Regions from separate parts of the Homo sapiens genome. Here regions 2 and 3 are each linked to region 1. Evidence: chromatin loops called from intact Hi-C (ENCODE). Cell type or tissue: B cell. All regions are shown on one strand. Each heading gives the region's core, and the rest is flanking DNA. Links, peaks and the distances in the headings are about the cores only. Region 1 overlaps MIPEP (mitochondrial intermediate peptidase). Region 2 overlaps SACS (sacsin molecular chaperone). Region 3 has its middle 130 kb from the start of TNFRSF19.

Evidence for each region. Hi-C counts contacts between places; a loop is a spot of excess contacts. Peaks named below come from ENCODE experiments on the same cell type or tissue, not always from the same donor. Only the 100,000 strongest peaks of a DNase experiment are listed, where the experiment ranks them.
Region 2: it touches region 1 in a loop (18-fold over the local background); 4 of 110 quality-filtered maps call a loop at or near these places.
Region 3: it touches region 1 in a loop (15-fold over the local background); 2 of 110 quality-filtered maps call a loop at or near these places.

Annotation. Positions count from the first base shown.
Region 1 is chr13:23,805,151-23,811,219 of GRCh38, forward strand. MIPEP (mitochondrial intermediate peptidase) reads right to left here. Exons shown (of 19, transcript NM_005932.4): 15 at 4,700-4,774; 16 at 800-919. Among named protein-coding and RNA genes, the nearest start is that of PCOTH, 81 kb to the right of the region's middle. RefSeq lists enhancers at 1,772-1,921, 3,205-3,254. In B cell, for the core only: no CTCF peak of the experiment used is centred there; a DNase peak (open chromatin) is centred at 2,591; H3K4me3 peaks cover 2,270 bases; H3K27ac peaks cover 445 bases; H3K27me3 peaks cover 403 bases.
Region 2 is chr13:23,381,115-23,387,183 of GRCh38, forward strand. The region is part of intron 2 of SACS (sacsin molecular chaperone); the gene reads right to left. Among named protein-coding and RNA genes, the nearest start is that of SACS-AS1, 35 kb to the right of the region's middle. RefSeq lists enhancers at 2,996-3,055, 3,076-3,305. In B cell, for the core only: no CTCF peak of the experiment used is centred there; a DNase peak (open chromatin) is centred at 3,197; H3K27ac peaks cover 1,153 bases; H3K27me3 peaks cover 353 bases.
Region 3 is chr13:23,692,993-23,699,061 of GRCh38, forward strand. No RefSeq gene overlaps it. Among named protein-coding and RNA genes, the nearest start is that of TNFRSF19, 130 kb to the left of the region's middle. RefSeq lists an enhancer at 2,752-3,325. In B cell, for the core only: no CTCF peak of the experiment used is centred there; a DNase peak (open chromatin) is centred at 2,959; H3K4me3 peaks cover 914 bases; H3K27ac peaks cover 1,221 bases.

The DNA of each region.
Region 1 (6,069 bases), core at 348-5,347:
TCTATCACTTGCAGCTGAGAAAGGCCTGGGTAACATTAAGTCAGTCACATTGCTAACTGCACCAAGAATCACACTGTTAATTGCACTAGGAGTCACGGTGCTCAACTGCTCCTTACACGAGCCTTTGAGTGATGAAAAAAGCCTGTTTGTTTTGAACCCCCATACAATCACTTAACTACCTAGATGATCTCAGACAGGACATATAATGTGTCTGTGCCTCCAAATGAGCCCCAAATACAAGGATATAATTTAATTTATAAGGTTATTTTGAGAGCTAAATTAGAGATCTTTTCCCAAAGGAATTAGATAGAGTCTGGCGCCTAGAATCCAATAAATGGTAACATTACTCCTGCTCTCTCTCCTGACATGGTACTCAACAAGATAAGATATGTAAAGCATCTATTATAATTCCTGGTACAATGTAAGATACTCAATACATGTTAATTCTCTTTGCAATGAAAATGATTCAGGACTGGTAATCACATTCATCTTACATCACTATTTTTCACATTGTAGAAAAATAACTAAAAAGAAGAATATAGACCAACTCCAATGGCCTTTTTAACCCCCACATTTCCAAAAAGGTACAAAAACACTGTTAGAGGGAGGAAAATAAGAACATATAAATGGGTAGTTGGAAATATTAAATGAACCAGGCAATTTCCAGCATTTGAGCCATGTGAAGCCTCAACATAAATGTAGGGATTTCAAGTTCTCCAAAGGGGAAGATAATCACAAGCTACAGAAGTAATAGCAGAACCACTCAATACACAAAACAGAAGCCAAATGCTGGACTCACAGTATTTGGAACATATGGTAGGCCATAGAATTTCTCTTGTGTTTCCTTGAGAATGTCTGTGGTTGAATTCCTCAGGGGATGCTTCCCATGGTAGATTTGATCCAGAGTGGCATAAAAGACCTAGATAGATAAAAACATCTACTTAGTTTTGGTCGTCCATCCTCACATCAAGATGTGGTTGACCAAAGATGCTATAAGTGCACCAGAACAACAGTTACCAATCACAGTTGAAAACAGTCACAAAAATAAACTTACATGGTTTGAAATGTATTTCATACCACATTTAAGACCATGCTAAAGATTAAAAGGAATGCTCTCAACCTTTTCATAAATAAGAATATTAAAGAATTTTGAACCATACCCATAAGATACTCTTTATGTACAATGGCAGCAAATCAAATATGTGACACAAAACTGGAATTTTGCCAAAATATATGTAGACGGAAGGCCAGGCGCGGTGGCTCACGCCTGTAATCCCAGCACTTTGGGAGGCCGAGGCGGGAGGATCACGAGGTCAGGAGATCAAGACCATCCTGGCTAACATAGTGAAATCCCGTTTCTACTAAAAATACAAAAAAATTAGACAGGCGTGGTGGCAGGCACCTCTAGTCCCAGCTACTCGGGAGGCTGAGGCAGGAGAATGGCGTGAACCTGGGAGGCGGAGCTCGCAGTGAGCCGAGATTGCTCCACTGCACTCCAGCCTGGGAGAGACTCCGTCTCAAAAAAAAAAACCAAACAAAAAACAACAACAACAACAAAAAAATCTATATCTATCTATCTATCTATCTATCTATCTATCTATCTATCTATCTATCTGTAGGCAGAAATATACAAAACCAGTTACAACTTTAGACCCGCTGGATCTAACAAATGTTGTTTGGTTTCCTCCTGGAATCCTGATATATCTTAAATGAGAGAAATGAAACGGTCAGAATTCTAGTTTTGTGATAAAAGGTGAAAGAAAATTAAATAGGTGTGGTGGGGGTAGAGAAAGAAATAGCAATGCAGCATCTCGTGAGTATAGATGTATCGAAGAATTCTGATGCAGCTGTTGGAGAGGTTGGAACTAGACTCCCACACCTGGTGTCAGGAAGTACAAAGGAAGCAGCTGCTGTATAGGGAGGGCTCAACTAGATGACCAGGGGAAAAGGAGCACTCTCCTCTGAGTAGAGGATATAGGCCACTGAAACACAGTGGGAGAAGAAAGCATTAAAGAAAGTTTGGACATGAAATCTGCTGTTTACAAAGTACTGAAAACTAAATTTTGCAAAGAAATCTAAAATAAACATAAAGCATTTTTTCACTGCAACATCTGACTCAAATATTGTTTTTCAACACTGACTTGAACATTTGACTTCATGCAGGCAAGTAGAAAATGCTTTATTTTAAAGGACAAATTTTGACACGCAATTATGCTTCTGATATGTATCTTTGTGATTCAGAAATGGGATTTGTAGAGAATGTGCAGCTGTTGACTTGAAAGAAGTGAGGATTAGTTTGGTTAAAAGAGAAAATTTAAATGACCTCTGGCTTCTGGCTGCATCTAGATATAGAATTATGGTTCTAAATTATAAAGTTAAGTTTAAACCTTCCCTAGAAAAATACAGACATTTCCTAAATATAAATATTGCTTTCTTCTAACTGGTAATCTAAACATATAGCTAAATATAGCTCTTTCAATTCTACATTTTATAATGAGTAACGATGCATAAAGATAATCAGGGAGGCCAAAATTACTCAATGTCTTACCTATATTCTAACAGAGTAAATTATCAGGAACTGAAACTCTTACATTCTAACCTCAACTGAGGTGTTATTTTGCCCCAATGTATAAATAAATCAGAATTCAAGAGTTTCATTTCTTCAATTATGCCTTTTACAAAATGATATAAACATGGGGTAACTTTTTTGAATTATAAAAACAGAGCAAAATAAATTAAATATGAAAACAGAGCAAAATAAATTAAATGTGCATTCTTTTTATGCTTATTTGCTGATAAACTAAACAATTCCAAAGACATGAGCCTATCTGCCTACCCAGGGAGTCATGCATTCCTGGGGCCAAGAAACTTATTAAGTCACAGAAAAATGAAGAGCCTATTTTTAAAACAATAATTTTAAAAAATGTACAGTTTTAAAAACAGTGTTTTTTTTTTGTTTTTTTTTTGAGACAGAGTCTCGCCCTGTCGCCCAGGCTGGAGTGCAGTGGCGCGATCTCGGCTCACTGCAAGCTCCGCCTCCCGGGTTCACGCCATTCTCCTGCCTCAGCCTCCCGAGTAGCTGGGACTATAGGCGCCTGCCACCACGCCTGGCTAATTTTTTTGTATTTTTAGTAGAGTTGGGGTTTCACTGTGTTAGCCAGGATGGTCTCGATCTCCTGATCTCGTGATCCGCCCGCCTCGGCCTCCCAACGTGCTGGGATTATAAGTGTGAGCCACCGCATCTGGCCTTAAAAACACTGTTTATGTCCCCATAGAAAGTTGAAACAATTCACTTCCTTTCCACCCGTGTTCATCTCCACTGTCCAAGTGTAATATAAAAGCTGAACCCAGGCAGCTCCTCTACCAGGACTTTGCCTCTCTCTGTCTCTAGGGGGCTATTGTTTTTGGAGGGCGGAGGAGGGAAAGGTTGGTTTTCCATTTTAAAAGAAAATTATCAGAACACTTTTTCAAGAAGAAAGCCACAAAACAGACTTTTAAAAGCCAGGCCTTCTACTAAAGATATCAGCAAATCAAGACTTTTGCCAAGTAATGTTAATTTTTAAAAATAACTCAGAAATCCTTTAAAAATTATATTGATATGAATAGATACTGAGTAAGGTAAAGCAAATATAGATTCACGGTTTTGTCTATATAATAGATTTCCTTCACTGAAACATGTATTTCATGTTTGAAGGTACAGAAAAACAGAGCACATTTATTACCTTCTAGGGACTGAATTTTACAAAACTATAAAGCAATTAAATAGTGATTACTTTGTTAAACAGGTAACTGAATCATCATAAAGTGAATACTGCCTAAGATGAAAGATGGGTGTTTAAGGTGTTTACATAACTCTCAAGATCTGAAGAGGAGTGAGAATTCCATAACAATCTCAGTCATTACAAACATCTACGCATCTGATGTCATGCAGACCTGGCATCCAGATGGTTCATGAAAGTTTTCTGGTCTTCATCTCAAAACCTGGGAAGTTGGTTTTGAATATTATCTAAAACTAACAGCAATTACTATCTAAACTTCAAACCTAAAAACACAAAAATTTTAAAAAGATACAAAATGAATAAACATATGTATATATAAAATTAAGTTTGAGCCTTAATTTAGCTGGCAAAATGTGTGATTTAGAAGTTGTGTAAATTTTCTAAGCTTTCATTTTTTCCCAACTGAAAACGGGAAATAGTCTTTTTTTTTTTTTGAGACAGAGTCTCACTCTGTTGCCCAGGCTGGAGTCAGTGGCAAGATCTCGGCTCACTTCAACCTCCACCTCCCAGGTTCAAGCGATTCTCCTGCCTCAGCCTCCTGAGTAGCTGGGATTATAAGCATGCACCACCATGCCTGGCTAATTTTTGTATTTTTAGTAGAGATGGGGTTTCACCGTGTTGGTTAAGCTGGTCTCAAACTCCTGACCTCGTGATTCGCCCACCTCGGCCTCCCAAAGTGCTGGGATTACAGGTGTGAGCCACTGTGCCTGGCCAGGAAATAATTTTATTCAACGCCTACTTCATAAGGGCAGTGTGAGGACTAAATGAGTCAATTTTGGTCAAGTTCTTTGAACTCAGATGAAAGATGTTTTAGAAGCATAATTATTATAATAAATAGGTATCATTGGCAAGAATGTAAAGTTATATATTTATTTGGGATAATGACTCCGGAAAACTTCAGAACAAAGGTACATACATACCTGAAGTTGCATATCAGCTGCAGCACAAACCTTTTTAGATTCACAAAGACGAGACACCATATTTTTTGGCAGTGGCTTGATAAAACAAAAGAATATATATGTGAGTAAACTGCGTAATAAGTCACTGCACTATGTATAAGCCAGGAAATTTAAAAATAACATCAAATGTAACATGAGTAATAGAATTTCATTATAGTTTAAAAATAATAACTTTAAATATTTTAGTTGGCAAGACAACATGAATAAAGACATTCTGTTTAATTTCAAAAAGTGGTAATTGTCAAATAAGGGTTTGTACATGAAAATACAGGATTACGTGGAACTAAGACACTGGCGCCGATCTTTAAAAATCTATTTAAAACCTCAAAGGGAATACTTTTTCTGTTCCTTTGCTATTAGTGAGTGCCTGTTCAAATACTCTCTTGACTTTTAAGTGCATATAATCACTGACAATAGGACTAAAAGATGAAAATGTCAAGAAATAAATGGTAATTCACAGTGTCCGCCAGTGTTAAAGCTAAACTGACATCCTAACAAATAGTCATAATAATGTATTGCAGATTATTTTCTTTTCGAATCTGAAAGAACTGTAGAGCTTGGACACTTAGTTTAATGTCCCTATGTGATTTAAGGCTTTCTTTTTGAGATGAATTAGGCCTAACCCTATAACATACAGATCCTCTTAGAAATAAATTAATAATGTAGTTGAACAAGAACTTTCCTCAATCTTACTCTACTTTAAAATCATTAATACTGATGTTTATTAAAGAAAGATACCGATTTACAACCTAATTAAGCTAAAAGCCCCTCTAAAGAGAAACACATTATATAAAGACCAATGGCAAGTTACTCAGTGGTATGGTCGTATAAATTAACCACCTGTGAATGAGAACGTGGGCTGTCTGCTGGAAGCGGAAACTAGCCACTGCTTTGTAGGAGTCTACTCGGCAGACACTCAGGAAAGATTTGTGAAGGAATGAACTAATAGAAGAACTGCTAGGAAACGGCTTCTTAAGTGAAAGACATAGAATCTGCTGACTGCTCAGATGACAAACCTACAGCCTTTTCTCTTTCCATTTGGCAGCAAGAGAAGTAAACTAGGCAGAAAAGACAATATTTTTAAAGAGCTAAGACACAGATGGGAGAAAGCTACATAGTGTGAATTCTGGTACAGGTCACAGGCCTGGGGCTTTCTGACACCAGGGGCGCTCATCTTGTATGAAAGAAATACTTCCTCAAACAGGATTTTTAACAGTCAAGATTTATTTAAGTCATATCTGCCAACAGATTGTGTCAAAATGTTCACGTTTCTTTAAACCTTACTTTATATCATATTTTATATTGTTGACAGGATTCATGCTACATTTAAA
Region 2 (6,069 bases), core at 431-5,430, 420 kb before region 1:
TTCTTTGCAAATGCAAGTGTCAGGATTGGAACCCAGGGCTCCACTTGATTTTCCCTAAGCTGTGCTGCCTGCAGCTTTGGAGTAAAGGGACTGAAATCAACCCTTTGCTTGAGATTCTAAAGATCATGCGCAGTGCTCATCAGGGCCCAGTGTCCTGAGGTCTCTCTTCAGGCCTGTCACTGTCTTGTGCTCTCCAGCGCATGGCAATATCACAGTCTGGCTGGACATGGGCAGCACGAAGCACACACACACACACACACACACACACACACACACACACAGGCAAACACTCTGGCTGGACGTGGGCAGCATGAAGCGCGCGCACACACACACACAGGCAAACACTCCTACTAGCCTGCACAGGATCAATACACAAGCATGAATTATAGAATAGAGATATATACCTTCAGCAAAAAGGGTGTGATCTTACACTTTCTACTTCTTTTCAGTTACTGACAGTCACTTGAGTTCTGCCCTTTATTTTGTTTTGAGGTGCTGTCTCAGATAGAATCCCTAGACGTTGATTTGATTAAACTAACATCCTCTGGTCAGAAGTAATTGAGAAACATGAGTTTATTTATAAAAAACAAATGGGAACTATTTGTTTTTATCATATTGTATTTTTACTATTTCTTGCTTACATTCATTAAAGGTTTTTTAAAATAAAAACAAGTTTTTAAATCCCATTTCTAAATATTTGGAGTTAGGGTGATATTGTCAATGAACAGTTCAATGGGTTATCATTACTTTATTGCTGTGCAGAGCCTTTGCCACAGTAACTTGGAAAAATGAATCATAGAAACTCCATCCACAAAATTACAGATTTTTGCATTTGTGAAGACTAACACCCAATTTATTTTCTTTGCCTATTATTAAAAGAGGAGCATGCTACAGTCTTCCTCATACAGAAAAGATTATAAACGGCTGCACACATTTGCTGTTCTGTAGAACAATTATAGTAGTTGGCAGGCATCCACCACTGGAGGGGACACAAAGAAAACGCCAGTTAGAAATAGGTCAGCGGAGGTTTTTTTGCTTTTTGTTTTTTGTTTTTTTTGAGACGGAGTCTCGCTTTGTTGCCCAGGCTGGAGTGCAGTGGTGTGATCTCGGCTCACTGCAACCTCTGCCTCCCAGGCTCAAACAGTTCTCCTACCTTAGCCTCCCGGGTAGCTGGGATTACAGGCACCCAACACCATGCCTGGCTAATTTTTTGTAGGTCAGGGGAGATTTTGAAGGAAAATTAGGAATGGATCCATAAAAAGCAAAATGGATTTTATATGATTACAATTGAATTGAAGCTTCATCTGTTAAAATCTTACATTTTGCTCATTTCCCAAACCATTTCAAATGTTCTCTTGATAGAGATGCATTGGATATATTAAATAGTTATAAAATGAAAAAAAGTTTATTTACTCATTAATTATAAAAATGGATGTTTCTGAATCATCAAAAATGAATTTTTTAATCGGGGAAGCAAATAATAATATTCAAATGTATATTTGAACTCAACGAATCCTAAATCTAAACAAATCATGATTGTTCACTATTTCTATAATCTTTATAACTATAATGGCTAAGTAATTTACATAAAGAACTCAAAAATTTGAAAACCATTTAGGGCAGAGAGACATATTCTTTGTGTTTTGTTTTGTTTTGTGTGTGTGTGTGGTTTTTGTTTTTTTTTTTGAGATAGAGTCTAGCTCTGCTGCCAGGCTGGAGTGCAGTAGTGTGATCATGGCTCACTGCAGCCTCAAACTCCTGGGCTGAAGAGATCTTCCCACCTCAGTCTCCTGGGTAGCTGGGACTATAGGACTACAGGCATGTACCACCATGCCCAGCTAATTTTTTTTTTTTTTTTTTTTTTTGGTAGAGACGAGGTCTCACCATGTCGCCCAGGCTGGATAGAAAACATATTTTTAAATTCATTGGTAATTAAAACTGTGATGTGTATGTTTGGGTTTTAAGCCTTTGTCACTTTTTCAGTTTTCTGAATATTTTCCAATTTTGGTTTAAATAATCTGAAAATATTATAGCTACAAAATTAATATTGCAAGTAATAAACGGTGGTCATTCTCAGAAAACCCTCCACTGACACATCCAATCAGCCACCATGTCGAAGTGTTTGACCACGATAAATATCGTTTGGCTTCATTGCCACCTCCTGTTGGTATTGGCACAGCTCTCTCCTGTCCCTTACTCAGGCCACCACTCAGGGCCCCAGCTGTTCTCACTGCCCCACATCCTTTCTCCTCCAATCAACCCTTCATATTACCATCAAGTTATTGTATAATCGAGTGTGACTAAATCCCTCCCCAGCATCAAGATATTTTTAGTAGTTCAAGTTACCTGCATCGTAATGTCCAAATGTTTCCCAGCCTTGTCTCCATCCCTCCTTCCTGAACAGCCCCAGAGCTCTGCAGGCCTGTTCATGCCTTTGTACTGCTTTTTTTGCACCTTTCTCAGCCCATTCTGTTTCCTCCTGCAGCATCTGGCTCCTCCCTCCATGTTCAATTTTGATGGCCCACCCTTGATAGCCCCATTCAAATGTCACTTCAAAATTGTCTCTCTCCCCCCAACACTGTTTAAGGAAAAACGGCAATAAGTCCAGGACAAACGACGCTTATGTCTCCTTTCTTACTCTCTCTGAATACTTTGTATATCCACCCATCCCAGCTCTTTCCATATTACACAAACCACATATTTACTTGCTAAGTCCCCCTCTGGAGACATTCAAGAGCAGAAAACATGCCTCCATATCCCTTGTTCACACCATCACCCTCTCCCCAACCCCAGTGCCTGGCACAGAACCCAGCAAATGTGTGCACAAATCAGGATGGAGATCAGTAAGAAGGGTCATCGCAAGGTCTTTCTGGGGAGGGTTGGTTAAAAAGCTAGAACTTCAGCCTTAAATCATGTAATGGAAGAATACTGATCTCATACTTAAGTGGTTAAGTGCATGAATGGGGTATTAGAAACACTCCTTCACATTTCAGGAGGTAGCAATAAAAGACATCAGAGATGGGAAGACTCAAATAACATTACTGATTTTCCACCCATCAATCAGTGCTCAGGCAGAAGAGCAGAAGGCTTTCTCTAGCCAAGCCCGTGCAAGGTGACTTCCGCCTTCGTAGACATCTTCAGCATTTAACTTCCACTCATCAGTGACTGCACAGGAATGAAATGCATTTACTCATCAACTATGGAAAGTCCCTCTTGATCATGGCCTCTTGTATGTCACTCTGTGTTCCACATCATTCACTGCCAAATAAGCGAATGTAGTGATGTTCACATGTGTGGCTTGTCATGACCACTCACTATAACCACTTACCATCTCTGTACAAATTTAAATTAGGGGAAGAAAAGGAAGTCCTTCTTAACTTTTCTGTTTTGTGTTCATTTCTTTAATAATTCTCTTATTGGACAGATATTAATAAACTAGTTATTAGAGAAAGTTGTGAGTTGATTTATCCTTTCACAGCAAACTCCAAAACAATTTTTCAAAGCCTAAGGAAGAGATGCACCCATTCACTTTATATTAGTTTGGGAGATGTAATGGTGAAAAAAACAGGGCCCAAGGGGAGTTGGGATTCAGACTGTGGAGGACCAGAGAATGAAGGAATCATTGGCATTCATGCAGGATCTAAAACTTTTTCATTTTTTGGGCCAAAATTTCATTTTTTTGGCACAGGAATACCTCAGAGATATTGAAGATTTGGTTCCAAACCAGTGCAATATAATGAATATCACAATAAAATAAGTCACATAATATTTTGTTTTCCCGGTGCAGATAAAAGTTATGTTTATACACTATACTATAGTCTATTAAGTGTGAAATAGCATTATGTCTTTAAAAATGTACATTCCTGGCCGGGCATGGTGGCTCACGCCTGTAATCCCAGGACTTTGGGAGGCCGAGGTAGGCAGATCACGAGGTCAGGAGATCGAGAACATCCTGGCTAACACGGTGAAACGCCATCTCTACTAAAAATACAAATACAGCCTGGGCGACAGAGGGAGACTCTGTCTCAAAAAAAAAAAAAAGTTTTATCATGAGATTGCCCCAACTCAGTCACATCATCAGGCTCCACTGCTAATTCTAGTTCTTGCTGTTTCCATCACTTCTGTAGTTACTTCCTCCAATGAAATCTTGAACTCCTCAAAGTCATCCACAAGGGTTGGAATCAACTTCTTCCAAACTCCTGTTAATGTTGATATTTTGACCTTCTCCCATGAATCATGGATGTTCTTTTTTTTTTTTTTTTGAGATAGAGTTTTGCTCTTGTTGCCCAGGCTGGAGTGCAAGGGTGTGATCCTGGCTCACTGCAACTTCCGCTTCCTGGGTTCAAGCGATTCTCCTGCCTCAGCCTCCCAAGTAGCTGGGATTACAAGCATGTGCCACCATGCCCGGTAATTTTGTATTTTTAGTAGTGATGAGGTTTCATCATGTTGGTTAGGCTGGTCTCGAATTCCTGACTTCAGCTGATCCACCCGCCTCGGCCACCCAAAGTGCTAGGACTACAGGCATGAGCCACAGCACCTGGCCAATCATGGATGTTCTTAATGGAATCTAGAATGGTGAATCCTTTCCAGGAACTTTTCAATTCATTTTGCCCAGATCCGTCAGAGGAATCACTATCTATGGCAGCTATAGCCTCATAAAATGTATTTCTTAAATAATAAGACTTGAAAGTCAAAATTATTCCTTGATCTGTGGGCTGCAGAATGGATGCTGTGTTAGCAGGCAGGAAACGATATTCATCGCCTTGTACTTCTCCATCAGAGCTCTTGGGCGACCAGGTGCAATGTCAATAAGCAGTAATATTTTGAAAGGAATCTTTCTTTCTGAACAGTTGGTCTCAACAGTGGGCTTAAAATATTCCGTAAACCATGCTGTAAATGGATGTGCTGTCGGCCAGGCTTTGTTGTTCCATTTATAGAGCACATGCAGAGTAGATATAGCATAATGCTTAAGCGCCCTAGGATCCTTGGAATGGTAAATGAACTTGGCTTCAACTTAGTCACCAGCTGCATTAGCCCCTAACAAGAGTCAACTTGTCCTTTGAAGCTAGGCATTTATTTTTCCTCTATAGCTATGAAAGTCCTAGATGGCATCTTCTTCCACCAGAAGACTGTTTCATCTACATTGAAAATCTGTTGCTTAGTGTAGTCACCTTCATCAGTTATGTTAGCTACATCTTCTGGAGAACTTGCTGAAGTTTCCCCATCAGCACATGCTGCTTCACCTTGCACTTTTATGTTATAAAGATGGCTTTATTCCTTAAACCTCATGAACCAACCTCTGGTAGCTTCAAATTCTTCTGCAGCTTCCTCACCTTTCTCAGCTTTCACAGATTTGGAGAGAGTTAGACCTTTGTTTGGGTTAGGCTTTGGCTTAAGGGGATGTTATGGCTGGTTTGATCTTCTATCCAGACCACTCAAATTGATTCCTAATCAGTAATAAGGCTGTTTTGCTTTCTTATAGTTTCTGTATTCACTGGAATAGCACTATTTAATTTCCTTCAAAAACACTTCCTTTGCATTCACAACTTGACTGTTTGTCACAAGAGGCCTGGCTTTCCTGTCTTGGCTTTCAACCTGCCTTCCTCACTAAGCTTAGTCATTTCTAGCTTTTGATTTCAGGTGAGAGACTTGCAACTCTTCCTTTCACTTGAAGAGTTAGAGGCCATTATAGGGTTACTAGTTGGCCTAATTTCAATACTGTTGTGTCTTAGGGAAAAGAGAGGCTGGAGGAGAGGGAGAGAGGCAAGAACAGCCTGTTGGTAGAGCAGTGAGAGAACATACCGTTTATCGATTAAGTTTACTGTCTTATTTGGGCACAGTTCGTGGCACCCCAAAACAATTACAATAGTGACACCATAGATTAGTAATCACAGATCACCAAAGCAGATATAATAACAATGAAAATGTTTAAAATATTATGAGAATTTCCAAAATGCGACACAGAGACACGCTAACGGAGCACTTGCTGTTGGGAAAATGGTGCCAACAGACTTGCTGGATGCAGGACTGCTGCAAACCTTCGATTTGTTAAAAACGAATGTCGGCCGG
Region 3 (6,069 bases), core at 778-5,777, 110 kb before region 1:
TCCTGTATAAGCAAGAACTTAACTTTTAACTTCGGAGCATGACCCTGTGTGTTTGGAGTCTGTGTTTCCTGGATGACTATTTCAAGCTTTTTGCTTAAATAAACTCTTTAAAACTAGATTCCCATCCTTTTGGTTATTTCAACATACAGTATGGACAGAATTACCCAGTGAAATTTATTAATTTATCCTTACAATGAGAGATTTTAATATACTTCTCACGATAAATGCAATACAGCTTCAATCAAAACCCTCATCATTTTAAAACTGAACTTGACGTTCTAAAGTTTTTCTGGAAGTGCTAAGTGTCAGGAAGCGCCAACACATTCCTGAAGATGAACAAGGTAAAGCACTTATTAGATATCAAGACACTAGAGAAAGGAAATAATTATGATAGTACAGTGTTAATGTTACCAGAAGGGGTCCTGGTCCAGACCCTAAGAGAGTGGGTCTTGCACAAGAAAGAATTCAGGGCGAGTCCGTAAAGTGAACGCAAGTTTATTAGGAAAGTAAAGGAATAAAGAATGGCTACTCCATAGAAAGCAGCCCTCAGGGCTGCTGCTTGCCCATTTTTATGGTTATTTCTTGATTATATGCTAAACAAGAGGTGGATTATTTATGCCTCCCCTTTTTAGGCCATATGGGGTAACTTCCTGACCTTGCAATGGCATTTGTAAACTCTCATGGCGCTGGCGTGAGTGTAGCAGTGAGGATGACCAGAGGTCACTCTTGTCGCCATCTTGGTTTTGGTGGGTTTTAGCTGGCTTCTTTACTGCAAGCTGTTTTTATCAGGAAGGTTCTTATGACCTGTATCTTGTACTGACCTCCTAGGTCATTCTGTGACTTAGAATGCCTTAACTGTCTGGGAATGCAGCCCAGTAGATCTCGGCCTCATTTTACCCAGCCCCTATTCAAGATGAAGTTGCTCTGGTTCAAACACCTCTGATATTTGCACAACAGACAAAGAATATAACATAGAGTGCAGACACCGGCCATCCATACATGAAAGTGTGACATGTGACAGGCAGCACCGCAGGTCAGTGGACCTTGGGACAGTTGGTTTCTATGTGAACATTTTAAATAAACTTGGAGTTCTAGCTCACACCATGCACAAAAATAAATTCCCTGTGAATTAAAGATCTAAATGTTCAAAGCAAAGCTTGAAACTTTTAGAATAAAATAGAGGAGAGTATCTTTTTTGGCCTTGGGTAGAGAAAGCTTTCTTTAATTTGACTTTAAAAATATAAACTGCTTATGAACAGTTTATAAGAAATGAACATATTTGACTACATTCAAATTTAATACTTGTCTATCAAAAGAGTCACCATGTATCAATTAATAAGTTAAGCCACAAACAGGGAGAAGATATTTACAAAGGACATAACCAAAAAAGGATTGGTATCATTATTGATGAGAAAAAGAAAAAAGAAGCTACTGAGATGGTGGATAGATTTAGTTGCCAAGAAAAGGTAGGGTAAAGGGTTGAGGGTTGAGGTGGGGAGTGGCTGAAATTGTAATGTTTTTATTTAAAAAAACCTCTAAAACAACTATGGAAAAATGTTACTATCTATTTCATCTCAGGTGTGATTTTATAGGTATCTGTTTCCCATATCTTTAATGTGTGTGTATATATATATATATATATACACATTTTGTTTTGTTTTGTTTTGTTTTTTTGAGACGGAGTCTTGCTCTGTCGCCCAGGCTGGAGTGCAGTGGCGCGATCTCGGCTCACTGCAAGCTCCGCCTCCCGGGTTCACGCCATTCTCCTGCCTCAGCCTCCCGAGTAGCTGGGACTACAGGCGCCCGCCACCATGCCCGGCTAATTTTTTGTATTTTTAATAGAGACGGGGTTTCACCGTGTTAGCCAGGATGGTCTCAATCTCCTGACCTCGTGATCCGCCTGCCTCGGCCTCCCAAAGTGCTGGGATTACAGGCGTGAGCCACCGCGCCCGGCCTTAATGTATATTAAGAGGACATAGGATGTGCCTAACAGGGAAGATGATGAAGGAATGGACATATGACATTGTGCAATTTGGCGGCCCACTTGGGAAGTTGCTGAGCCGGGGTCGGGAGACACTGGCTGGAGGGTAAGGAAAGGGCAGGCCCCTAGGAGGGGCCCCGCCGGCTGAGAACGCACCCCTGGGCCTCCATGCCTACAGGATCGCAGGCCAAGCCTTTTGGAAAGACATGCGCTAATGCTTGCAGGAAATAAAAGGGGTTTGGTGTTTTTGTTTGAGTTTTCATTTGATTGTTGTCGTGGCAGGACCACCTGGGGAGGCATCCAGGGAAAGTCAGCTGGGGACACTCCAGGCTTGGCTCCTGAGCCCCCTCCAGAAAGGCCTGGGCGGGAATTCCTGTGAGCCTTGCCCGCCGGGTCCCCAGCCGGCGGGCGCCCAGGGCCCTCTCCAGGTAGGGGTGTCGGCCTTGGAGCGCCGGCTCAGAGACAGCCAGCACCTCGCCGGCCACAGCCTTCGCCTCGGAAATGGCCCGGATTGCCTAAGGGGGGGCTTTTCCCGGAGACTCCGCGCTCCACACGCCGCGGGCACAAAGGGCCCTGCGGGGCTGCCAGGGTTCGGGAGGGCCCGGAGCCCCTGCGCGCGCGATTAGACTGGGCATTGGGTTTTTTTCTTTTCAGCAGGTGACCCCGGGGCATTCATCCGACACCAGCCATCTTGGCCTGAAGTGGGCAGAGGGAAAATTTCCTCCCTGCTGTGGCTTCTTCGAGGGCTGTCGGCCGATATTCCCGTGAAGTCCCTGCCAGCTGCTGGGCCGCGTCCGCGCCCCTCCCTGCCGCCAGCACCTTCTCCTGCAGAGGCCGCCCCGCCGCGCTGCTTCCTCATTCAAACCCAGAGCCCTCTGGCAAGGCCGCGCCCGCCCGCTCTCGAAGTGCATATCAGCAGCAGGTGCAGGCCTGTGCCCCCACGGGCGCCTGACCGGGGCCTCTGTGCTGCAGAGCGCAATTTAATCCGGATTCAGTCCAGGCCGAGTGCTGACAAACCTGCCTCCCCCGGGGGTTGGGGCGGCTCAGGCTGTGCGGCAGGAAGTGGCATAGGGCCTGTGCTCAGAGCACCTCTGGGCTCTTGCTCGGCCTGCCGTCACCCTCGGAACTCTTAATACTCTTTTGAACAGGAACCCCACATTTTCATTTCAAATGGGGCCCCACCCATCGCGTCATGGGCCCCTCTAGGGCGAGACGCCAGGCCTCCCCGCCAGCGGGCTGGAAGCATCAGGCCTGCCTGCTCGGAGGGAGAGCAGATCTTCATTTGAGTGGGAGATCGGGGGACTACCAGAGAAGGAGGGGCTGGCCGACAGAGTGGCTGGGGTGCACCATGCGCCTCCGCCCAGGGGCGGTGCGGGCTGAGACATTCTTTCCTTCCTACCTCTTGCTCTTCCCTCCCTCAGCCCAGCCTGCCCTTCTCATTTCACAGCGCTCATCGTGCTTACTGGGACGGGGTCTAAACTGATGCTGGACAGCCTGCCCACGGGAGCTCCCTCACACCCCTGCCCAAGGACGGAATTGGGCCCCAAGTCCTCTGGCTTCACTGAGTTTAAAGCATCTCAGTTCACCTTAACTTGAAAATGTGAATGAAACCTTCCTTGGGAACTTACCAGACATTACCTAATCAGAGGAACCAAATGCTTTTCTAAATACAGCAGAAGCACCCGGCAGAGGCATCGGGAAGGCTGGAGAGGCCCCCTGGACTGAAGACCCCACGGCATTGGTAATGCACTGGCCTTGAGGCCCAGGGAATCACAGGAAAGCCAGCCGGTCACTTGTGGTTGGGCTGGGTCCTTCCTGTGCTTTACACACAAAAGATTCCTGATGCCCAGCTCAGGAGGTGGGAGCTGGGAGCAGCAGTGAAAGAAGAAAGGCATGGAAATGGGAACCCTCCACGTTGAGTCATGGGAACACTGGAATCCTCCCTCTTTCTCAGAGCTACAATGCTGCAGAGCATTCTTCCTCAAAAATAAAAAGGCCAGAAGAGAATGGGGTGGATTTTCTGTTTTCATAGCATTGGGGTGGAAAATCCACCCAACTGTATGAGCGTCCGTGGGGGTGGGGGTAGGGTGAGGTGTTCTGGCTGCATAGAGCAAACCTGGGTTGGGACGGACCTGACGGCCACACCTCGCTTTTATTGCGCTTTGCAGATATTGCATGTTTTATAAATTGAAGGTTTGTGGCGACCCTGCATCAAGCAAGTCCATCAGCGCTGTTTTTCCAACAGTATAGGCTCACTTCATGTCTCTGTGTCACATTTTAGTAATTTTTACTATGTTTTAAACTTTTTCATTATTAACATTATATCTGTTTATTTGTTGGTTTGTTTGTTTTTTAGAGACAGAGTCTCAATCTGTGGCCCAGGCTGGAGTCCAGTGGTGTGATTATAGCTTACTGCAGCCTTGAACTCCTGGGCTCAAGCAATCCTCCTACATCAGCGTCCCAGGAGCTGAGACTACAGGTGTGTGCCACCATACCCAGCCAATTTTCCTATCTTTTTGTAGAGATGGGATCTTTCAAGTTTGTCCAGGCTGGAGTGCAATGGTGTAATCATGGCTCACAGTAGCCTCAAACTCCTAGCCTTGATATTATACCTGTTAAGGTGATCAGTAATCTTTGATGTTACTATTGTAACTATTTTGGAGCACCATGAACTAACCCCATATAAGATGGTGAACTTAAGCAATAAATGGTGATATATTAAGCAATAAATGGTGATTTATAAGCAATAAATGGTGATTTATCCTGATTGCTCCATGGACCAGCTATTACCTGTCTCTCTCCCTCTCCTCAGGCCTCCCTATTCCCTGAGACACAACAATATTGAAATTATGCCATTTAATAACCCTGTATTGGCCTTCTAAGTGTTTGAGTGAAAGGAAGAGTTACATGTCTCTCACTTTAAATAAAAAAACTAGAAATGATTAAACTTAGTGAGGAAGGCATGTCAAAAGCTGAAATAGGCCAAAAGCTTGACCTCTTGAGAAACAATTAGCCAAGTTGTGAATGCAAGGGAAAGTTCCTGAAGGAAATTAAAAGTGCTACTCCAGTAAACACACAAATGATAAGAAAGTGAAACAAGCTGATTGCTGATATGGAGAAAGTTTGAGTGGTCCGGATAGAAGATCAAACCAGCCACAGCAGTCCCTTAAGCCAAAGCCTAACCCAGAGCAAAGCTCTAATTCTTTTCAATTCTGTCAAGGCTCAGAGACATGAGAAAGCTGAAGAAGAAAATGTGAAGCTCACAGATGTTGGTTCATGGGATTTAAGGAAAGAGCCTGGCTCTGTTAACACAAAAGTACAAGGTGAGGCAGGGAAAAAGTACTGATGTCGAAGCTGCAGCAAGTTTTCCAGAAGATCTAGCTAAGAGCATTGATGCAGGTGGTTTCATGAAACAACAGATTTTCAATGTAGATAAAAACAGCCTTCTATTGGAAGAAGATGCCAGCTAGGACTTTTTTTTTTTTTTTTTTTTGAGATGCAGTCTCGCTCTGTCACTAGGCTGGAGTGCAGTGGCACGATCTTGGCTCACTGCACCCTCTGCCTCCCGGGTTCAAGCAATTCTCCTGCCTCAGCCTCCCAAATAGCTGGGACTACAGGTGTGCACCGCCATGCCTTGCTAATTTTTTTGTATTTTTAGTAGAGACGGGGTTTCACCATGTTGGCCAGGATGGTCTTGATCTCCTGACTCGTGATCTGCCCGCCTCGGCCTCCCAAAGTGCTGCGATTACAGGCGTGAGCCACCGTGCCCGGCCCCAGCTAGGACTTTCTTAGCTAGAGAGAAGTCAATGCCTGGCTTCAAAGATTCAAAGGACAGGCTGACTCTCTTGTTAGAGGCTTATGAAGCTGGTGACTTTAAGTTGAAACCAATACTCAATTACCGTTCTGAAAATCCTAGGGCCCTTAGGAATTATACCAAATCTGCTCTGCCTGTGTTCTAGAGATGGAAAAACAAAGCCTGAATGACAGCATATATTTTTGCATCATGGTTTACTGAATATGTTAAGCCCACTGCTAAGACCTATTGCTCAGAATGAAAGATTCCTTTCAAATTACTACTGCTCACTGAC